Linked DNA regions of Homo sapiens: region 2 is linked to region 1. A link is a contact called in ENCODE Hi-C or POLR2A ChIA-PET data. All regions are on one chromosome and are shown on one strand. Each heading gives the region's core, a stretch centred on a gene start or an enhancer-like site at or near the end of the contact. The rest is flanking DNA. Distances are from core to core; before and after follow the strand shown. Region 1 overlaps MTMR6 (myotubularin related protein 6). Region 2 overlaps NUP58 (nucleoporin 58).

What was found. A loop is a pair of places that touch in the nucleus more often than their neighbours do. ChIA-PET counts read pairs that join two places held with the same protein, here RNA polymerase II (POLR2A). Pooled maps may share reads with other maps.
Region 2: a map of naive thymus-derived CD4-positive, alpha-beta T cell shows a loop between it and region 1 (3-fold over the local background). The contact joins two enhancer-like sites. A Hi-C loop is called at or near these places in 22 of 168 maps with a recorded cell type or tissue (B cell, CD4-positive, alpha-beta T cell, CD8-positive, alpha-beta T cell and 13 more) and 9 of 50 pooled maps. POLR2A ChIA-PET finds 5 or more read pairs at or near these places in 4 of 52 experiments (BJ, HEK293, activated naive CD4-positive, alpha-beta T cell and 1 more).

What each region holds. Positions count from the first base shown.
Region 1 is chr13:25,243,846-25,251,298 of GRCh38, forward strand. MTMR6 (myotubularin related protein 6) reads right to left here. Exons shown (of 14, transcript NM_004685.5): 14 at 2,377-5,647. The coding sequence ends at 5,387. Among named protein-coding and RNA genes, the nearest start is that of MTMR6, 40 kb to the right of the region's middle. Within about 2 kb of position 5,471, at least 4 of the 41 ENCODE cell types and tissues checked have a DNase peak (open chromatin) inside an H3K27ac peak, as active enhancers do.
Region 2 is chr13:25,316,968-25,323,694 of GRCh38, forward strand. NUP58 (nucleoporin 58) reads left to right here. Exons shown (of 16, transcript NM_014089.4): 7 at 2,359-2,383; 8 at 3,563-3,628; 9 at 3,952-4,126. Among named protein-coding and RNA genes, the nearest start is that of NUP58, 19 kb to the left of the region's middle. Within about 2 kb of position 2,189, at least 2 of the 41 ENCODE cell types and tissues checked have a DNase peak (open chromatin) inside an H3K27ac peak, as active enhancers do.

The sequences.
Region 1 (7,453 bases), core at 4,221-6,720:
TCCTCAACAAAAATACCCTCTTCTCAGCCAGTCATTTTCTTCCTCATATTTACAACCAGATCTGTCTTTGGAGAAACATTTCACCTTGAATGTTTGTACTCACTGGACCCTGCTGTTTCCGGAGGTTGTTCCTTCTGGTGGGTTCCTGGTCTTGCTGACTTCATGAAGGAAGTCACCTTCGCAATGAGTGTTACAGCTCTTAAAGGTGGCAGGAACCCAAAGAGTGAGCAGCAGCCAGATTTATTGTGAAGAGCAAAAGAACAAACCTTCCACAACGTTGAAGGGAACCCGAGTGGGTTACTGCTACTGGCTGGGAGGGTTTGGGGTGCGGGGTGATCAGCTTTTAATCCCTAATTTGTCTGCGCCCATGTCCTGCTGACTGGCCCATTTTACAGAGTGCTGATTGGTCCATTTTACAGAGTGCTGATTGGCCCATTTTACAGAGTTCTGATTGGTGCATTTTACAAACCTCTAGCTAGCCACAGAGTGCTGATTGGTGCGTTTTTACACAGCACTGATAGGTGCATTTTACAAACCTCTAGCTAGCTACAGAGTGCTAATTGGTGCGTTTTACGATCCTCTTGAGACACAAAAGTTCTCCAAGTCCCCACTTGACCCAGAAGTCCAGCTGGCCTCACCTCTCACTGCTTTCCAGTGTATGTGTACTCACTGGACCCAGCACTTCTTTTAAAAATGCCAGCAAGGCCGGGCGTGGTGGCTCACACCTGTAATCCCAGCATGTTGGGAGGCTGAGGTGGGGGGTCACGAGGTCAGGAGATTGAGACCATCCTGGCCAACATGATGGTGAAACCCCGTCTCTACTAAAATACAAAAAATTAGCCAGGCATGGTGGCACGTGCCTGTAGTCCCAGCTACTCAGGAGGCTGAGGCAGGGGAATTACTTGAACCCGGGAGGCGGAGGTTGCAGTGAGCCGAGATTGCGCCACTGCACTTCAGCCTGGCAACACAGCAAGACTCTGTCTCAAACAAACAAACAAACAAATGCAGGCAAATAAGTGTAAAAAGTTAAAACAAAATTAGAGAATCAGCATTTTGTAACACCAAAGAAATAACTGATTTGGGCAAGTATAATTAATGGATAGGTTGTTAAGGAAAGGGATATTCAATTTGATGCCAAAATATCACCCCATAGAGCATTTGCTGAGTTCAAAGGGAAAAAATGTATCTTTACAATGAAAAGATAACCAAGTGATTAAATTTAGCGTCACTAACAATGGAACCACCTGGCATTATATCCTCCCGCAGTAATTCAATATTAAGTACACAGCATCTTTCCTGAAATGCTAACTCTGAATTTCATCTAGTACCTACTTGACAGCAGGTACAGTAGACAGAGGAACAAGTTAAATTACACCACGAAGAAACAATCAGACAAAAGCAGAAAGTGGGAAAACTACAACTGGTCTGGTGCAAAAGGTCAATGCAGAGGGGAAGAGGTGACCGGCTGTTCAACACAGAGACTGATGAGCTACAACCAAATGCAATGCACAAACCTCAGCTGGCTACTGACGCAAAATAGCAGGACAAAGGCCATTTGGGAACTAATGGAAAAACAGAAATTTGTACAAATGGTTTCATCCCTCAGGAGGGGCACGCTTACACCACAGTAACAAAGAGCCCAAATTCTCAGTGGCTTAAAACAAAGGTTTATTTCTCACTCCCACTTGTATCACAATGTTTCAGAAGTGTGATGCTCCCTAGCCTGTTGCTCTTTATACAAGAGTAATTCTGAGGTGGGGCGTGGTGGCTCACGCCTGTAATCCCAGCACTTTGGGAGGCCAAAGCCAGTGGATCACCTGAGGTCAGGAGTTTGAGACCACCCTGACTAACATGGAGAAACCCCGTCTCTACTAAAACAACAAAATTAGCCCGGTGTGGTGGTGCATGCCTGTTATCCCAGCTACTCCGGAGGCTGAGGCAGGAGAATCACTTGAACCCAGAGGCGGAGGTTGTGGTGAGACAAGATTGTGCCACTTTAACTCTGTCCTGGGAAACAAGAGTGAAACTCCGTCTCAAAAAAAAAAAAAAAAAAAAAAAAAAAAGAATAATTCGGCATCCCTTTAAGAACAAACAAGATGTTTACTGACCATGATGGGTGGTTTACAGCAGTGTTTCTCAAAGTATGATTCCCCAACCATTTGCATCACAATATCCAAAATATTGCTAAGTGCAAACAATTTATTGGTATGCAAATGATTTTAACTCCAGAGTCCCAACCCCTAACTACTGAATCAGAAACTGAACACCAGGGCTATAGAGTCTACTACTAGCTTCTGAAAGTTCCTTTCAGTTATGCAGGCCACTATTTTATAAAAGTTGCCATTTAAATGGATATTTTACTTTCCTAGAAATAACTAGAGTAGCACAAATACTGTTTATTAAAATGTCAAGGTTTCATGTTTACATTTTCTTATATCAAGTACAATGGTATATATACTTTTTTTTGAGATAATTATTCTAGATTCCAGGCTTTCTTCTAGATGTAAGTTCCTAAAGCTTATAGTTTACATTGATATCTAGACATATATCTTAAACAGTCTCCAAATTTTCTTTAATTAATCAAAGTATGTTAATGTCACTTGGAATTCTACATGGAAAAGCCAACAAAATAACTAAAACTTGACTAATGAAGATCAGCGTCACTAATAAAAGTCTGCAACTGTAGTATTAGGTTGGTGCAAAAGTAATTGCGGTTTTTGTCATCACTTTCAATGGCAAAAGCCCCAATTACTTTTGCAGCAACTATATAGTTTTATAAATGATCAGCATTTAATCCAACTTAGCATGTCAACTGGAAATTTTTCAATATTTTAAAGCTGACCTTCTGCAAAAAATGTTTCAAAACAGGCTTGACTGACACCACCTCCCTGCTCTGCTACCCGACCAAATAAATTGAATTTGTTTTAAAAGAGTTCCCTTCATCTTTACTCAAGATTCCCTGAGCTACTTCTAGCCTAGCTGACCTTTTCAAAACACCCTCAATAAAATTATCCTCTTGTCAGCCAGTTATTTTCTTCCTCATATTTACATCCAGATCTGCCTTTGGAGAGACATTTCACCTCGAATGTTTGTACTCAATGGACCCTGCCTTCCATCAAGTTGGCAAGGGCACAAAAAAATAGTGATTGTAATATAAGCAAGTGACAGGAACAAAATGAAAACTTAATGACATTATTACCTACATCTGATGGGCCTTTTAGCCCACTATACCTATTTTAAATATTCTGGAAATTATTTTTGTATGAAACAGGTATTATTTATCAACAAACTTTTGGAAAATAAACTCCTCAAACCTTATGCTGTTATGTTAATGTAATGGGCAAGTCTACTTGCCTAGGTGAGAAGAAAAAAAAAACAACTACAACTTGATTCCATTTGTTTTATCCAGAAGAAAAACATTCAAAGTAAAATGTGAACATTTAATTACCTTTAAATCATATATGAAGTAATTTACATGCTATACACTTCCAAACACACTGAACATAAATTCAACTTTATAAGACATATACACAGTCTGCTTTTGCCAACATATACCCTGTAGGTCACTTAAGATGTAACTGATTTCTCAGTCCACCTGTGAGCATATAAACACACAAATATATGTCTGAAGTTGAAGATTAAGATAATAAACCAGAGTTGAATACAAGAAGTCAGCCACAGAAGATTCTAAAACCACAATCAGTGACTGGAACACCAAGGCACAAAAACTTCCCTTTGTAGTCACAGAGATTAAGTTTCCATTCCCAGTGCTTAAATATGGAAGCAGGATTGGTTAATCACATACTATATTTTATAGTGCATTTCTGTTGCTGTTTAAAAAGGAATATTTTTTAAATTACATAATGTATTACAGAAAAGCATTGGAAAAATAAACAGGATAAGATAAGCTCTCATACAATAAAGTTTTTTTTGGTCTGAAAAAGATGTTTATATTCAAAACTAATATAATAGAGGTGTAACAGAAAGTAGCATGAGGAACACTATGCAAATTGCCTAATACTCGAATTGTACTTCATGCCACCATGTTATTTAAATTTTCAATTTTAAAGCCAGTTGGGTGATATTGCTAATTCCAAGTGATAGTTTTGGGGTTTTTATGTTTTGTTTCTTGTTTTTTGGTAATTTAAAGATATGTACTAGTACACAGAATAAACAGTAAATATAACATGGCAAAATGAAATCTTTCCCAGAGTTTATGTTGCTTTTGTTAAACAGTAACTTTGTACTAGAATCTCTTTTTTTTTCTATATTTAACAAGAAGAAAAATAATGCTCCACATAGAAATGACTTCAAAATTCATGCAACCATGCACAACCTAAACTATCTGTACTTCCCTTTTTTATTTACCCAAAAGTTTTTGAGTAAACTGAAAGTTAGATACTCCAGGAACAGCAACTCATTGAGCAATAAGGCAGTTTAAAAATATACATATACATGTACTATTCATTGTTTCTCAGAACAGTTTTAGAGCTTTAGCTCTTTAAACTTACACAGTTGTGAAAGAAATAAAGCCAACCACAAAATAAGAATCAATGGAATGCAGTAATCCATATATAAAAGACAGTCAAATGTGCTTATACGTATTCAAGAAATCAATATTCTAAGCTGTAAATAATAAATTATCAAATGTAGCACTAAACAAATTATGATCAGAATAAACCTTCAGTTTCATTAATTTTGAATACAAAAGTGGGGCAGGCTAAACGTGAACAGTGTACTTCTACAAGTGTTTATATAGAAGTATTGTAGCATGCACCCCCAGCAGTAATGAGAGCACAATTCTTTACAAACAAAACAAGGCTGACCAGAAGAAAAACAAAACAAAAAATCTTGTTGTAGGCTGTAAAACTTAAGGGTAAAGAATCCACTGGGAATTTAAGGCTTTCTTAGAAATATTTTTCATGGCACTTTAACATTAAATATCACTAAAAGGCAAAATATGTAAATATTCATAGTTACAAAGCTACATAATTGAAAGTACATGCCATATCATTTATTAAGAAACTATGTTGTCAAATTTTGTTTTCTTGAAGTTAAATTGTACTTAAGGAAGGTTATTTATGTTTGGCTGAATTAACATAAATCATAAACGTCAATTCACTAGTGTACAGTGCAAATTGTGTTTTGAGTAAATACATCAAATACCACTCATTTCTTACAGAACTGAATGTCATTCCTTGCTGGAAATGCAATTAAAATGACTTATTTCTCTCACAAGGGTAGTTATTATCCTTCCTTCAACTATTAGCCTACTGTTAAACCCTAAAATTGTTATTAGACAAATTCCTTTTGGTTATGCTTACAGACCATCCTCACAATAATCCTTTTCTTGTACTGCAATCATTGCAGAAAAAACTCTATGAGTCTAACAAGTCATTCTTGCCACACCATACTCTAAGCTGACCACAGCAGGTTCTGATTTAGAAAACTCTTCTGCATATTCACTATAACGATTATCTGCCGGGCTGCTGCCCTCTATAGTTCGAAGAGCATCATTTACGGGTAGCAGAGTCTGCTCTTTAAAACACAGGGAAGTTTTGAGGTTAGGTGATTCAGGATGAACTGAATGTAACAATTCCTTGGTGAGGATGCCATCTGTTTGCTTATTTTTGCGTTGTTTAATTTTCTAGAACAAACACAAATTTGAAAAAATTACTAATTGCATAAGCCACAATATGTTACATGAAAAAAGAAAACATGCTTTTGCAAAATATGTTCTCTGTATGTATAATGCAAAACTAAATCTCAAAAAAGTAGAAACATTTAATGCATATGACATGGTTGAAAATCCTAATTGTGTACAATTTTTTGCTGTGGAAAATTGTTAGTTTTTATATTTATTAAACAAACAATCCAGCAAGACTTGACTGCAGGCGATCACTAGGCTTCCACACTTAAAATGGACATATATTACCTAGAAAGCATAACAGGTAAACATTTATAATAAAAGAAATGTGTATGAAACATTCACCCTGAAAACACAACAAACAAACTTGTGTAGCTAAAGGGCTCACTGACTATATAGAGTTTTTCTTACATGGTTTTCCTACAGTGGTTTGTTAGGTAAAAATAACAGACTTTAAACACAACAGAACTTTACTTTTTTAACAGAAGATTTTTAAAGTGTCCTGTGGCAGAGTATCATGCTCTCCAAATTCTTGGACTGTCCCGATAATCTTGTATTACCTATTATCCTGGACTTGCCTCTCTTGACCATATCCTTCTACAATTTACTCAAGCAGTCATTACCTCTTTATCTAAAAGATGACTAAGGGAGACTCCTGCCTGAGAGGTAGATGAGACAGTCTTACTGTTATAACTGTCTAGGATTTAAAAAATATATATATACTTACTGATCCTTTTTGCTTATATAGGATGGCAGAAAAAAGATTATAGGAAAGTCTTAGGGTAGAGAGGGATTTGTTAAACAAGACACACACAGAAAGCATAAAACATTGAGCAATTTGACATGAAAATTCAAAACATCTATATATAGCATACCATAAATAAAGTGGAAAAGACAATAGGCTGGACAAAACCATTTGTAATATATATAACTAACAAAGAATTAGTGCCTGGCATATAAACAACTCTTACAAATCACTAAGAAAAAGGCAAATATGCCAACAGAAAAATGAGCAAAGGTTTGAACAGTCCATTCACAGAAAAGGAAAACCAAATGGCCAACAAATATGGAAAGTCATTTAACTTCATTTGTAATCATGGAAATCCAAAACTGAAAACAATTTAAATATTCATCCATAGCTGAATGGATAGACTGTGATATATTCATATAATATAAAGTTATATAGTAGTTACTAATAAAAAGATGAATAAAAGCTACATGTATCAACATGGATAAATGTCAAAACACTGTTGAGCAAAATGAAGCACATAAACAGTATGGTAACTTTTATATAGTTTTAAAACATCAGTTTCTTAAGCAGAGTGAAGGGTATATTGGCCTATACATTGTCTGTTTCCCTTTACAACTCATACAAACATTATAGATAGTCTTTGGTATTTTTTCAATACACAGTAAAAATATTTTAAGTCAAGAAAAACAGTATTATAAATTGTGATACATGGGTGAAGACTGGGTAAGAGTATAGAGGGTCTTCAAATAGATCTATGTTTTATTTCTTTTTTTTTTGTTTGTTTTTGTTTTGAGATGGAGTCTTGCTCTGTCACCCAGGCTGGAGTGCAGAGGCATGATCTTGGCTCACTGCAACCTCCGCCTCCCAGGTTCAAGCAATTCTCCTGCTTCAGCCTCCCAAGTAGCTGGGATTACAGGCATGCGCCACCATGCCCGGCTACTTTTTTGTTATTTTTTTAGTAGAGATGGGGTTTCACTGTGCTGACCAGGCTGGTCTCAAACTCTCCTGACCTGGTGATCCACCCGCCTCGGCCTCCCAAAGTGCTGGGATTACAG
Region 2 (6,727 bases), core at 939-3,438, 70 kb after region 1:
CTACTATGGATCTCTGATTACTACATCCCAGTTCCCTTTTATCTATTGCTTATATCAAGGGATTCTTTTTTTTTAATCCAAATGATTTCTGTGTTTCTAGTAGCTGTATCAGTTAGCTTGGGCCCTGCAGTACCAGTGTGGGATTTAACCAGATAGAGAGTAGCAATAAACAGCATTCAGTGAAGAGGGGACAGCGTCAAGTGAGACTAGAGATGAGAAGGACCTTGACCCTTTTGAGGAAATGATAGAAGGCCAGATTAGCCATAGAGCAGAAAGATGAGGTTCCAGAAGTCATGGAGTCCTTATTTGCCATGTTGAGTTTTGTCATTATATTAATACCTCAGGCAATTTGGGTCTATTAAAGGGATTTGATGAGATTTGTATTTTAAGATTAAGAGCATTCTGACAGCCATATGGAAAATAGCATTCAGGAAGGCAAGAATTGTCATGGAGAACTGTTAGGAAGCTTTTGTAGAGCTCCACGTGTATTACTGAGGCAAAGCTAGGTAGATTAATTGGGGGTCCATGGTAATCAGGGATCCATGGTAGAAACAGGCTCAAGTTTTTTTTATATACATGTTTGTGTGTATGTAAGTATTTACAAAATATAATAAAATGTCATATCAAAGAAATAATATGCTAGTCAATTTAAAAGTTGGTGAATTATTTGGAGAAACATAAAATGAAATCCTTATTTTTATTTCCATGTCTCATAAAATCTAGGACGTCTATAGAAGATAGGTGGCAATTTTAGAGATACTAAATATGAAAGAAAAAAATCTTAATAAAATACAAAACATGGAAACATAAATTACAGTTGGATGAAAGAGGTAAAAAAGTAAAACCCCATGTGCAGAGGTAAAAGGTAAATGAGGAAAGTAAAATGCTTGATTTTTTTTTTTTTTTTTTTTTGGGATACAGTGACTTGCTGTGTCATGCAGGTTGGAATGCAGTGGTGTGATCTTACCTCACTGCAACCTCCACCTCCCTGGCTCAAGTGATTGTCCTACGTTAACCTCCTAAGTAGCTGGGACCACAAGTACGCAGCACCACGCCTAGCTAATTTTTAAAAAATTTTTTGGCCAGGCGCAGTGGCTCACGCCTGTAATCCCAGCACTTTGGGAGGCCGGGGCAGGTGGGTCATGAGGTCAGGAGATCAAGACCAGCCTGGCCAAGATGGTAAAACCCCGTCTCTACTAAAAATGCAAAAGCTAGCCGGGCACAGTGGCAGGCACCTGTAATCCCAGCTACTCGGGAAGCTGAGGCAGGAGAATTGCTTGAACCTGGGCAGCAGAGGTTGCAGTGAGCTGAGATCACGCCACTGCACTCCAGCCTGGGCACTAGAGTGAGACTCCGTCTCAGAAATAAAAAAAAAATTTGTAGCCACAGGGTTTTGCCCTGTTGCCCAGGCTGGTCTCCAATTCCTGGGTTCAAGCAGTCTGCCCAAAATGCTTGATTTTTAGGTGCTTATTTTTTCACATTTTAACATCTCTGAAATTGAGATACATCTTACAAGAGTCTAATATTAGAAATACATATTAAATTATGTAAATGAGACAAATAATATACTTAATGTTGAAATAGCTCTTAGAAATATATAAGAAAAATACCGTAAGAAAAGTGTGCAAATCACAAGTAAGCAGTTCATGAAAGAAGAAATATACTTGTCTCATGAGCATTTGAAGAAAATGGTTTTCTTCACCAAATATAAACTAAGAATTATTATGAAGTGGCATTTTTCACCTACATAACTGGCAAGGTTTTTTATAAAATATGTCCGTTGTTGTGAGGGTGTGATAAGGTATTCATGGCAGATGGGAAGATAAATTGTGATAGTTGTTTTAAGGGATTGTCAGATTGGAGAAGTACAGGTAATCTGACAGTATTCTGTACTGATAGGGCCTTAAAAAGTGTCAGGTAAAGTTATCAGGAGTTAAACTGGTAGGCAACAACATAAATTTTCCATACAGGATATTTTTCACGGAAGATGGTTGAGAAAGGGAAATTCTTGCCCTTGAAAGTATATGTACATCTGCCATATATCTGCTTATGTGTACAGATGTCTTCATAAAATGCTTTGCTTCTGAGTTCATGACGAGGGTTGAGAAAGGGAAATTCTTGCCCTTGAAAGTATATGTACATCTGCCATATATCTGCTTATGTGTACAGATGTCTTCATAAAATGCTTTGCTTCTGAGTTCATGATGAGTCATGACATCACATGATGTTTATGAGGCAAGCAAAGAAATGCTTAACAGTTTATATTTATACTTTAATTTGTGTTAATTTAAAGCTTGTATTTGGAGTATGTTGTTCAATTACCAATTTTTTTTACGTGAAGCTTCTTGAATTTTCTAGGTGATAAAACGGGAACAAGACCAGAGTAAGTTTACAAATTTACCCTTAAGGCATTTTAATTGAAGAGTTTAACTTATTAAATTGTAGGCAGATGGTATAATTGAAAGTAAATATCATATACATTTAGGAGAAAAAACTTTTTTGTAATGGTATTCGTTAAAAGTAAAATAATAGACGTATGTTCTGGTAAGATAATGAAAGGTCAAATCTTTAGTTTTTAGTCATTAAGAAAATTTAAAACTATTTCTGGAAAGGTGTTTGGTATTTCTCTAATATAAATAAATACAAATATGTGTGTTTATTTCTTTAGTCTGTTAAATATTGAACAACTCATGGAACTTTACTTTTGGAGCATTTAAAAAATATATGAATTATTGTGCCAGTCTCGTTTTATGTCCTGGTGTTTTCAGTGAAGAGAATAGCCTCCATATACATCATATATATGTTTGAAGATGGTCATTCTTCTTATTACCAATTATATTTTCTCACATGATTTGTACTATATTAAATAAAGCATTCATAAATAAATGACAAATTCACTCCTTACAAACATCCTGTGTATATTTTAGCTTACTATTTAAATGAAGAAGATTAGAGAAACTAAGATCTGCATAAGGGTTATGAAATCTAACTCATGATTCCATTGCAGCATGCCAGATGTCACTTGTTCTTGTTCTCATTAAATATTTATTATTCCTGTAAGCTCTGCCTAGGTCTTATTTTTTCATTCTAATGCATGTTGAAGAACTAACTGAAGTTATTTTTCAAAAGTATTTTGAGCATCTCGTTGTGAGAAGTTTTGTAGACTTTCTTTAATGAATACATTAATATTTTGGAATGGAATAAATTGTCAGTCAGAATCTTTAAGCCAGAGGGAACTTAGTTTAACATCTTACCCAATTTGCAGTATTCTCTGATTTTTTTGTTAGACATTTAGTCATATGCTTTTAAGTATGTTTTTAATAGATGCCAATCTTCTTAGATAAGAAATCTTCATGTCAGATGAATTGTTAAAATTATTTTATAGATCCTATTTACAATAAATTTATGTTTTTTATAAAGAGCTTTGAAATCATCCAGAGAAGCCATACGTGCTTTTTTGCTATATTTTCTTGTGTCTTAATACTCTAATACTCTATTAAAACTCAGCTGTCAACTTTTTAAAATCTCAATGACCTTAATACATGTTTTGCATTTTTCTTAGGGATAGTAAAGCTCTGAAGGATGAAAATCTACCTCCTGTCATCTGCCAGGATGTTGAAAATCTCCAGTAAGTGTCAAATATAATTAGATAAATAACACTTGAAGAATTCTAGAATACTTCTTAAGGGGAGCATCTCTTCCTCCTAAAATCGCATCCTAGAGGAGCATCTCTTAACTAGGGTTAAAATGTTAGTGCTTTTAGAAATCAGAAAAAAAGCAGAACAACAGGAATTAAAATTGTATAACTTCCATTCTGTAAAAAAGTGTGAACTATAGATGAATTTTTAGTTTTGTATTTTAAAACACTTGGACTGTTTTAAGTATATATATATTTTGTGTAGGAAACCAAAGATACATTTTTTAAAACTCAGTTTTAAATATATTTTTTAGGAAATTTGTGAAGGAGCAGAAACAAGTTCAAGAAGAAATTAGTAGAATGTCTTCAAAAGCAATGCTTAAGGTACAAGAAGATATTAAAGCTCTGAAGCAGCTCCTGTCGTTGGCTGCCAATGGAATACAGAGAAACACTCTCAACATTGACAAATTGAAAATAGAAACTGCTCAGGTATACCAACTTATGGCCATTTTACCGTAGGGTTTTTTTGTTTTGTTTTTTCCAAAATGGAAATAAGGTGTTTTGTTTTGTTTGTTTTTAATTATGAAATTTGATACATGCATACCGGTAGAAAACCAGATAACTCATATACTTTAATAATGAGTTTTTATTAAGCGTTTTCTGTATACAAGACAGTATCCTAAGCAATTTATATCTGTTAAAAGCATTAAGTATTTCTGAAAAGACCCAACAAGGTAGGAATTATTATCCCCATTATATAAATAAGAAAAAAAGCACAGAGCTTTGTTAGTAAGTTGAAGGGCCTGGATTCAGACCCTGGTAATCCAACTCCAGAGTTTATGCTGTTAACTAACTAGGTTTCGTAAGTGTGGTTGCTGGCTAAATTGGCCTATTATATAAGAGGAAACATAGCTAGTCAGAAAATAATGTTTTTTAACTGTCGGTTTTTAAATAAAAATTATATCATGCTGTGTGGATATTAAATTTGATGACTTGCAAGTCGTGGTTAAATCTTAGTTTAAAAATAGTAGGCCGGCCCTAGTGGCCCAATCCTATAATCCCAGCACTTTTGGAAGCCAGGGCAGGTAAATCACTTGATGTCAGGAGTTCGAGACCAGTCTGACCAACATGCTGAAATCCCGTCTCTACTAAAAATACAATAATTAGCCAGGCGTGGTGGTGCATGCCTATAATCCCAGCTATTCCGGAGGCTGAGGCAGGAGAATCGCTTGAACCTGGGAGGCGGAGGTTGCAGTGAGCCAAGATTGCACCATTGTACTCCAGCCTGGGCAACAAGAGCAAAACTCCGTCTCAAAAAAATACAAATAAAAATAAATAGTAATGTGGCTAATGTTGTCTGTCACTAATGTCTACTTGTTTTTCCTCCTTATGGTGTAATATACAATACATATTAAATATATGTCGTTCTTTTCTACCTCAGTGGGAAAGGATGACGATAGGTGATTTATTTGTGTTGTAGTTACCGTAATTACAGAATATACTTGATCTCATCATAGCAGTCTAGAAATCTTTCCGTGAAGTTGTCCCTGATCTGTTAATGAACTTCATGTGAGATACGCCTTTTTGCTGTGGATTTATCAGAGGGCTGTGATCTTCACAAACGAAGTGGTAGTATTTTAAGTAAAATTTTTAAAGGTGCTTTTGGGTCTTTAAGTCCACTATTGGAGAATATCTTGTAATCTTTTTAATAATGATGTGTTACTAAAAGAGCTACTCTAAACTGTAATGGCTAAAGGAATTTCAAAGACTTTATTGTCTGTCCTCAGACTTCCTGGTCTCTTAACACATTTATTTGGTTAAATATGAATGTAATACAGGTTGAGCATCCCTAATCCAAAATCTGAAATGTTGCAAAATCCAAAACTTTTTGAGTGCTAACATGATGCCACAGGTGGAAAATTCCACACCTGAACTCATGGGATAGGTTACAGTTAAAACTTCATTTCATGTACAAAATTATTAAAATTGTATACAGTTACTTTCAGGCTATGTGTATAAGAAACACAAATGAATTTTGTGTTTAAATTTGGGTTCTATCCCCTATTCCCAAGGTGCCTGATTTTATGTATGCAGATATTCCAGAATCAGAAAAATTCTGAAATCCAAAACACTTCTGGTCCCAAGCTTTTTGAATATGGGATACTCAACCTGTATTGCCCCATGTTTCCTTTCCACTTACTCTTCCTAATCATCACCTATGTCCTTTCTAGGGAATAGAAAGAGTTAATTATGTTTTTATACTGGAGAATGTTTAGACTGTGATTAAACATCACATGAAATTATGTGAAATATTTGAAATTATATATAAGTTATTTAGAAAACATAATTAGAGCAAAATAATGGAGGAGGCAAACTCGAAAGAAAGAAGTGAATGCTGTAATGGGACCCATTTTAACTCGAAAACTGAATGATTGCATTCACCGCTGTTTGTGGAGTAGCTGTCATATAATGGGCACATTAATAGTCTTTTAGAGATAAAAAGACAACTCCAAAGGTACTAAAAGTCTAGTAGGGTGAATGAAATAATAAAAGATTGAGAAGAGCATAAAGGTGGCAAAGGAATAAGAGGTTGGGAGTCAAAGTTTCCTTAAGGAAGAATCATCTGAGCTGAATTTCAGGAATTTTATAGTTAATGCATGCTGGGCTTAATACCTAGGCGATGAGTTGATAGGTGCAGCAGACCACCATGGCACACGTTTACCTATGTAACAAACCTGCACATCTACCCTGGAACTTAAAAAATAAAATTAAATTAAAAAAAAAAAGATTTTTATTTCATGCTCACCAGGTCAAAGGGGAAGAAGAAAAAGAGAAAAAAAAATAAACATTTTTAAAGAAATTTGATCTAAGATTACTCTAATGTCTAGTAGCTAGGAACTAATACTCTACTAAGAGTCTAGTGAATTACCAATTGAAAAAAATGTTCTGAATCCTCTATAAAGTATCAATCTTATTTAACCCTAAAACCTTTTCTTCAAAGAAAGCCTTTCTGGGAAATATAAGCAGTTCTGCAGTTAGAACTGATGCAGACCAGATTCTTATGGAAGACAAAGTCTTTTATATACTTCA